Regions from separate parts of the Homo sapiens genome. Here region 1 is linked to region 2. The links are chromatin contacts, found by Hi-C or POLR2A ChIA-PET in ENCODE. All regions are on one chromosome and are shown on one strand. The core of a region is the stretch at or near the end of the contact, and the rest is flanking DNA. Distances in the headings are between cores, read along the strand shown.

Region 1 (4,282 bases), core at 508-3,007, 37 kb before region 2:
AATTGTAGTCCCAGCGTATTTACATAAAAACACTTCCCTCTACAGCCACAGGAAGGTTATCTGATGGTGCAACAGTTTCAGTACCTAGGATGGGCTTCTCATCGAGAAGTGCCTGGATCCAAAAGGTCATTCTTGAAACTGATACTTCAGGTGGAAAAGTGGCAGGAGGAATGCGAGGAAGGGGAAGGCCGGACGATTATCCACTGCCTGTGAGTAGGGCAGCTCAGCCTGTCATTCATGGGGCCTTGGTGCTTATTTTCTCATTTTCAATGTTAAAGACTATCTGGCTTGCATCTTATGGACCTCCCATAGATGTTATTTTTAAACAGTCTTCCTGTCTCATGAGTCTATAATTAACTACTAAGTTTATTTTGTATATTTTCTAAATATTGATTATTATATAGCTATATTATTTAAACTCTTTGGAACACTACTCGTAACAACTTCTGATTTACACAGTTTACAAATATATCAGAATCTCAAAGTCTAGATTGCAGCAATCTATGCCTATAGCATTTTCCTGAGTATAAGCTACTGATCTAATTTCATCCTCAAGTTTTCTCCTCTCTGCCTTGTACACATATAAAGCAAAATTAAGACACAAATGGAAAACAATTAAAACTACAATGTCTTATTTTCCCAAACATATATGATGGTGTGACCTGTGGTCACTTGGTGCTGCTATCTAAAATGCCTTTGCTTTCTTTGCTTTCAGAAATGGTGGCGGGCGAAGTGGCATGTTCTGTGCTATAGGCATCGTTGTTGAAATGGTGAAACGGCAAAATGTTGTCGATGTTTTCCATGCAGTAAAGACACTGAGGAACAGCAAGCCAAACATGGTGGAAGCCCCGGTGAGTCACAGAATCTTAGATTTGGAAGGCATCTTAGAGATTAGTTAGTCATATACCTACTTATTGATTTGACTTCATACACACATAGGGAATCAGATGTGAAAATGAGACGTTGTGGGGACTTTCCTGCCTAATTAATACATTGCTGAGCATCCCCCTCTACCCACAGACACTTAATCACGTATTGCATAAACTGCTAATCATGAAACTATTTTCATTTAATTTGGGAAATTTGTAGGATTTTTTTTCTGTTATAGCCAAAAAATATTTGCTGCAGTAAACTTTGGTAAATGGTCCTATAAGAAGAATAAATCCTATATCAAGGCTGTATGTCTAAGGGATATAGGTTTCATCAGTACCTTAGACACCCAGTATTTTTAAAAGGCAATGAAATTTAGTTTTGTCATTATCTATAATTATTCATTCATTTTCTGATCAAATTGTAAATGGTTAAACTATCATGGTTAAGTTTTCAGCTTTTACCAACTGTAGAGGGCAGTTCATATCATGCTACTTGAGCTTGTCAAGGCTCGTAAAGTCAGAACATAGCTTACAAAATAAGAGCTGATAGGTATGTGTGTGTGTGACAGTTCATCTAGGTGAAGCTGTATGCAGAGTAAGAAAGAAAGTTACACTTATCTAACACATTTTACTTCTAACGAGAGATATCTGTGGGTTACACATATGTATGTGCATGGTGGGATCAGGTTGGGAGCAGCTGTGTAGTGTATGCTCACAGAAAAGTAAACCAGAAAAACCAAGGCATCATTGTTGCTTGCCCTACATTTATCAAGATGATCAGATAACTAGAATGAGCAATTCAATAAACCTTTAAAGTATTTCACCACTTCCTGCTCATGGATTGCTCGCACAAGAGTTGCGTTGCTTCCTGAGACAAAATCTGAAGACTTAGGTTTGTACTGTTTCACTTTTACAAGCGGTACCAGACTTCCACCCTTTCTACAGGTGTCCTCAAACTCCCTACACCACCTCATTTCCCTGGGTTGTTGCAGCTGTCTACACAAGATTACATTGGTTTTGATTGGGGTGCTGGCTATGGAGATGAGAAAGGGGGGATGAATCGGAGGGATTTTTGAGGGAGAACTCTCAGATCGTCTTAGCAACTAAATGAATAGTGGTTATGTCTCTAAACTTTGCGATTTGAAGATTTCTTGATGTAAACTCTGCCTCCATTTTTCAGGTCAAGTCTTAAAATCATCAGTGGGATCATTTCTGACTTCAGAATTCAACTTTTACCTTCAAATTTAACTGATTTCCCACCTTTTTTAATTAAAAAAAAAATCTATGGTTAAACTGTGCCATTCTGGGACCTTCCAAAAAGTTACTATTTTCCTTTACATTCATGTCCCGTGAATCCTGAACACCCCACCCTCTGATTTGTGTTTAATCAGTGTTGATGATTAGTTTAGTGAGCTGTGGAGTTGAGCTGAGGAGTTTGGTGAGGAGATTTAGAGTGAAGGCAATATTGCTGGAGACTGCTTAAAGAGACATAACTATTTCTAGGCACATTTTGGTTCCTTGAATGCACTCGCCACAGTGGTAGGTGAATTTGAATCATAACTACTTGGTGAATAGTGTTGGAATGATAAAGACCTCTTAAGGAAAGTTTTATTACCCTAGTTTATTGCTGGAGACACCTCGAACTTCTATTCCAAAATAATATGCATTTTAGACTGTTCTCCAGCCTGAATTTTACCCACTTGAATGAACTGAGTTGGGAATTTTTAAATGAATTGCATATTATAAGTAATAGTTTATGATATGGTCTCTGAATTTTTCTAAATTCTTATTATGGAGCAAGTCCATAGATGGGCTTAGAGGAAAGGCAGTTTTAACTCAAAAATTTTATTGCCAATATGTTGTCTTAAACATATAAAGGCAGCAGAAATACATTTTCAGGTATAAGTAGGCTCAAAATTTAAGGATCACTAACCATTCTTGAAAAATTTGCTTAAATACTCTGATGGACAAAAACAGTGTCAAAAATTAAGAACTTGAAATTGCATAAATGGCTGTTTAAAATGGCTGGCTTTTTTTTTCTCAAGGAAATCATCTGAAATATATGGAGAAAAACATTTGCAGTTTATCACTGTAGCATTATAAAATAGAGAAAAAAATAAAAGCAACTTAATAGTCAAACAATACATATATTTGATTTTTATGTGGTATTAAAAGATGTTAAATAACATGGAAAAAGAATTGTAACAATGTTAAATTTTAAAAGTTACATTTAAAATTATATTTTGAAATATACATAGTTATATTTATTCTAAGATAATTATTTCAACCATGCACAAAAAGAACTGAGGCAAACTAAGGTGATATTTTAACAATTTCTTCTGATGATAGAATTATAGCTCTTTTTCTCATTCTTTATGTTTGTTCAGAATGTGTATATTCTTTATATTTGTACAGAATTGTTCTGTAATGATCAAATATTACTATTATAAACAGATAAAAAATTATAGATATTTAAAAAATTGATAGAAAATATGCGGCAAAGATAAAATGTCTTTTTAAGATAAATTTCCTTTTTCTTAAATGGATCATTAGACTCAAGTATAAAATATGTATGCCTAGATATTAATCTCATATATAGAAAAAATAAATTGTAATCCTTGAGTAATCTAAATTGGTTGTCAAGTTTCATTTGGTAACTGTTATTCAACATTAGTCTCTTTCTTAAGTTTTCTCACTCTTTGTGTTTTGACATCTTTCAGGAGCAATACCGTTTCTGCTATGATGTAGCTTTGGAGTACCTGGAATCATCTTAGTTGGGTGAGACTCTTTAAAGTGCATCCATGAAGAAACCTGTCCATCTATTGAGCCAGCAGCTGTTGTACCTGTTACACTTGTGCAGAAAGATTTTAATGTGGGGGGTGGGAGACTTTTACATTTGAGAGGTAAAAGTATTTTTTTTATGAAGTTGTGTATCTTAATAAAAAGGACTGAATTAGTTTTTATTACTATATTAAAGCATCAACATTTCATGCCACATAAATTATATTTAATAAGAACCAGATTGAAATGAGAACGTATTGGTGTTTGTACAGTGAACATGCCACCTTTTTTCTCATGGTTTCAGTAGAGCAGCTACCACATGTTGCATGAGTTCATACTTTCTACGTGGCATTTTTCTCCCTTTCTAAAATGAAAGCTGATGAATCTTAAAAGGAAGAAGAAAAGAAAAGCTGTGCAAATTCATAGTAAAGTTCGTTTTTTATATGTTTCCAGTGTAGCAGATCTCTATATAAATATATAAATATATATAACTGGCTTATTTTCTTTTAATGTGCAATGATGGCTGGATCATTTAAAGTTCTTTTTAGAAAATAACATAAGCCAAAGACTCAAGTGTAAATATGTCTATATGGAGAAAGCACATTATATTTATTGGTTACTTACATTCC
Region 2 (4,476 bases), core at 224-2,723:
TAGGTGGCAATGGAAAAGTAATTTGACTCTCTGAAGCTCAATTTTTTTTATAGAAATGGTAATGATTACACTTGAGGGTGGTTTAAATGGCTTATTAATAATATATAAAAATGACTAGCATTGTTACCCGAACTGTATGACTTCTACTGGCCAGTGGTAATAATCATTAATAATGACTAGCATTTATTTAACACTGCATCTTATGGAGTGTAAATGTATTATCCATTTCATTCTCACTACGACTTCTTAAGTTAGATAAATATTTTATTTATTGAAGATGGGATAGGATTTGAACCCACTCATAATGTCTCCCCTCTACATACTATTTAGAAACATAGCCTACATATTATAGACCAGATAATTATAGTCATAGTCTAGATATTATAATATAAAATATATAAAGTAAAATATATATAAGTAATAAGCAGACATGAGCTAGGGCCTTGCTTTTCAGACTAATACATTGGAATAGAACTCTCTAGAAAAATTTGATAGACATAATGGCTCTTGGCACTGCCTTTGGGTCAAATTAGCATATTCTTGTTAGCTGTTTTCATCCAAATATTTATTCTCCACTCAACAGGGTTTACCTGTGAAAGTTTAATCTTTAATTTTTTCCTTTCCCTAAATGCTTAAAGTGATTGTAGTCTTCGGCTTCCATTTTATTTTTAGGACATCTACATCATAGGTAGAATGATCCCATTATTTTTCCTCATAGCCATCATAACCAGAACAAGTTTCCCTGAATTCTGATATCTTCATCAATACTTCCATCTCAGACTCTCAATTGTCCCCATCCCAGAGAAATTGCTTTTTAAAAATCACACAAATTATTTAAACCTTCTCACTGCTTCCTAGTGAGGAGTGGAGGGAAATTTGGGACATGAACAGGGGCATAATGAGAGTGTAGAAAGCACCAGGACTTTAAATGTTAAAATCAACAAAATATGCAAAATGCCTTGAGGCAATGTAATATCACTGTCTCACAGAAGGCACAAAATTACTAAGAGAAATTTAAATGATGTGCTGGAGAATGTCAACTACATTTGGAATGGAGCTTTGGATTTTTATAGGAATTGAATACACATTTCAGTCATTAAAATGAAACACTCTGAAATTGTTTCAGATTGAACTTTACATAGGCCGAGGAAGAAATTACAATTAAATATATAATGCCAAGTTTATAATTTATGAAATGAGCCATGGGGCTTTCTGAGAAAGGAAGTAAAATACTAAGTTTGTCTCCAGAACCCCTTCCATTCCTAGGGTATCAAAGTTTTGGACCACAGTTGCCCCTTTAAAATCTTATGGGGATGATGTGGAGATGATCTTCACAGGCTTCTAGAAGGCGAAGTATAACCGAAAGCAAACAGATACTAACTCTTTGCCGGGATCTGGTTTTGGGTGTTCTTTCTTATTTGCCCGGAAACAAAAATCATGATCCCTCTGCTTCACCACACCCTCACTGCTGGGGTTACCTCGAGCTTCACTTGGTTACCACATTCTGCTTTTCTACTTCTGATCTTATTGTGTTTCTCTTTTGCTGATTATACTTCCCTTCAGATAGAGGTATCTTGTTTCTAACTTAAGCTCATTTCTTTGCTTCTTTAAGTGATGATTTGAATGTGGCATTCTTGACCTTGGTTGAACCACCCAAACAGCAAGAGGGGCCTAGACCCTTTCTGGGGAGTCTCATGAGACATCCACTCATGAACTGGGCCTCTGTAGCTCCTGTTTAGAGAATTCTGTAGCTCCTGTTTAGAGATGCATAATATCTCAAAGATAAGCAAACAAACAGCAGGGTTCATCACCTCTTTTTGCTCTCCAGATAGTAAGGGCTTCAAGATTGACAAACAAGAATAACTCAGCGAACCCCATTTGCCACCTCCAAATATCTCTAGATTCTAATCTTCATGTTTTTTCATATCATGTTTAATAATACAACAGACAACAATTAGAGTTTTTCTTTAACTGTGGAAAGTGACTACTTCTTTCAGTTTAAAAAAAAGCGTAACTTAGTCATAATTATGACATTAGAATCTGGGTAAATGAGACAATGGCCTTGCTTCTGAAAAAGCTTAGTTTTTTCTATGCCTCTTCCTTTTTTTCAGTCCTGTCATTCTCTTCTCACACCTCTGAGACTCAGTATATTCATTTATCATTGCTTTGCTCTAACAGGGAGAATTAGAATATTCTATCAAAGTAATTTAACAACATAGGAATTCACATGATGCAAGAAGTACAGTGACAGGCAAGCCAGGATTGGTACAGCAACTCTATGATGTCAACAGTACTCAGTTCCTTCCATAATTGCTTTTCTTTTAAATACGTTTTTAATTTTGGAATAGTTTTAGTTTTGCAGAAAAATTGCAAAGATAGTGCAGAGGATGCTCATATACTTCACATCCAATTCCTCCTGTTGTTAATGTATTATGTTAGTATGCACATTTGTCACAACTGAAAAAAAAATTGATACATCAGTATTATTATATTGTATTTGGATTATCTTAGTTGTTTCCTAATGTCCTATTAGAGTTCCAGGATACCATATTACACTTACTTTGTCATTTTTTTTAGATGTACAAAATTTTTGATGATCTTGAAAGTTTTGAGGAGCACTGGTCCAGAATTTTATAGATTGTTCCTCAATAGTGATTTGTCTGATGTTCTTCTCATTATTAGACTGGAGTTATGGAATTTTGGGAGGAAGACTACAGAGGTAAAGTGCTATTCACATCATATCATATTCATAGTGGCAGGAGGCAGACAAATGTGTAGGCAGATGGGGCGGGTCCCCAGTGAACCTTGACCTTCAAGCTGAAGACAGTTTAAAGCCTGAAAACCAAGCCATGAGTCAAATCCACAGACCAGATTGAGAAACTCTCTTCCCATTTGGCTTGCTTTCCTCTGATTGATCTTCACCCTTCACCTATTTTACATATACCTACCTTTCCCTAATTAATTTTTTACACTGCCATGGCCACCTTTGAATGGCGCCTTTGTTTTAGCCTTTTTTGCATACTCACAAACGAATTAGCATGCACTTCCCATTCTGAGTCCATAAAAGCCCTGGCCCAGGCACAAGGAGAGTGAGACCACCCAACTTCGAGTTGGGGCCAACCCTCGTGTCCTCTCTACACTGAGAGCTGTTTTGCTGCTCAATAAAACTATTCTCCACCTTCCTCACCCTTTAATTGTTAGTGTAAACTTATTCTTCTTGGACATGGGACAAGAACTTGGGACCCATCAAATGCAGGGGGCTGAGTGTGCAGTTGCAGTGGCCACGCGATTTGCATTAGAGTGCAAGCCAGGTGCAGCCCAGTGGCCTGAGTAGACTGGGCATCTCCAGCAATGAAACTGGGCCCAAGGAGGGCCTGGGCAGAGGTTTTGTCAGCTGGAGGTCTCCAGAAGGGAAAGTGGCCAAGAAAAATCCTGCATCAATATCAGTGGTACATGCTATCCACATGACTTATCACTTTTTGATGTTGACTTTGATTACCTGATTAAGGTAGTGTTTGCTAAGCTTCTCAACTGGAAAGCTAAATTTTTCCCACCTTTCCGTACTGTACCCTTTGGAAGGAAGTCATTATGCACATGTCACATGTAAAGTGTGAGGAATTAAGGTCCATCTCCTTGAAGGGGTCAATATCCATATAAAATATTTGGAATTCTCCTGCCTGGGATATTTGTCTATTTTCCCTTATTTATTTATTTATTTATTTATTTATTCAATCATTTCTTTATCTCAGTATGGACTCATGAATATTTGGTTTTGTTTATATATATATATTTTTTATCATACTTTAAGTTCTAGGGTACATGTGCACAATGTGCAGGTTTGTTACATATGTATACATGTGCCATGTTGGTGTGCTGCACCCATTAACTCATCATTTACATTAGGTATATCTCCTAATGCTATCCCTCCCCCTCCCCCCACCCCACAACAGGCCCTGGTGTGTAATGTTCCTCTTCCTGTGTCCAAGTGTTCTCATTGTTCAATTCCCACCTATGAGTGAGAACATGTGGTGTTTGGTTTTTTGTCCTTGCGATAGTTTGCTGAGAATGATGGTTTCCAGCTTCATCCATGTCCCTACAAAGGACATGAACTCATCATTTTTTATGGCTGCATAGTATTCAATGGTGTGTATGTGCCACATTTTCTTAATCCAGTCTATCATTGTTGGACATTTGGGTTGGTTCCAACTCTTTGCTATTGTGAATAGTGCCACAATAAACATACATGTGCATGTGTCTTTATAGCAGCATGTTTTATAATCCTTTGGGTATATACCCAGTAATGGGATGGCTGGGTCAAATGGTATTTCTAGTTCTAGATCCCTGAGGAATCCCCACACTGACTTCCACAATGGTTGAACTAGTTGACAGTCCCACCAACAGTGTAAAAGTGTTCCTATTTCCCCACATCCTCTCCAACACCTGTTGTTTCCTGACTTTTTAATGATCACCATTCTA

Evidence for each region. Hi-C counts contacts between places; a loop is a spot of excess contacts on that map. ChIA-PET counts read pairs that join two places held with the same protein, here RNA polymerase II (POLR2A). Pooled maps may share reads with other maps.
Region 1: a loop to region 2 is called in a map of CD8-positive, alpha-beta T cell, with 2.9 times the contacts of the local background. The contact joins two enhancer-like sites. A Hi-C loop is called at or near these places in 6 of 168 maps with a recorded cell type or tissue (CD4-positive, alpha-beta T cell, CD4-positive, alpha-beta memory T cell, CD8-positive, alpha-beta T cell and 1 more) and 11 of 50 pooled maps. POLR2A ChIA-PET finds 5 or more read pairs at or near these places in 14 of 52 experiments (CD4-positive, alpha-beta T cell, CD4-positive, alpha-beta memory T cell, K562 and 8 more).

What each region holds. Positions count from the first base shown.
Region 1 is chr6:127,969,591-127,973,872 of GRCh38, reverse strand. PTPRK (protein tyrosine phosphatase receptor type K) reads left to right here. Exons shown (of 30, transcript NM_002844.4): 28 at 46-209; 29 at 716-851; 30 at 3,593-4,282. The coding sequence ends at 3,646. Among named protein-coding and RNA genes, the nearest start is that of PTPRK-AS1, 56 kb to the left of the region's middle. Within about 2 kb of position 1,757, at least 7 of the 41 ENCODE cell types and tissues checked have a DNase peak (open chromatin) inside an H3K27ac peak, as active enhancers do; they include CD4-positive, alpha-beta T cell and CD8-positive, alpha-beta T cell, where a contact is called at or near this core.
Region 2 is chr6:127,931,653-127,936,128 of GRCh38, reverse strand. No RefSeq gene overlaps it. Among named protein-coding and RNA genes, the nearest start is that of THEMIS, 33 kb to the right of the region's middle. Within about 2 kb of position 1,473, at least 3 of the 41 ENCODE cell types and tissues checked have a DNase peak (open chromatin) inside an H3K27ac peak, as active enhancers do; they include CD4-positive, alpha-beta T cell and CD8-positive, alpha-beta T cell, where a contact is called at or near this core.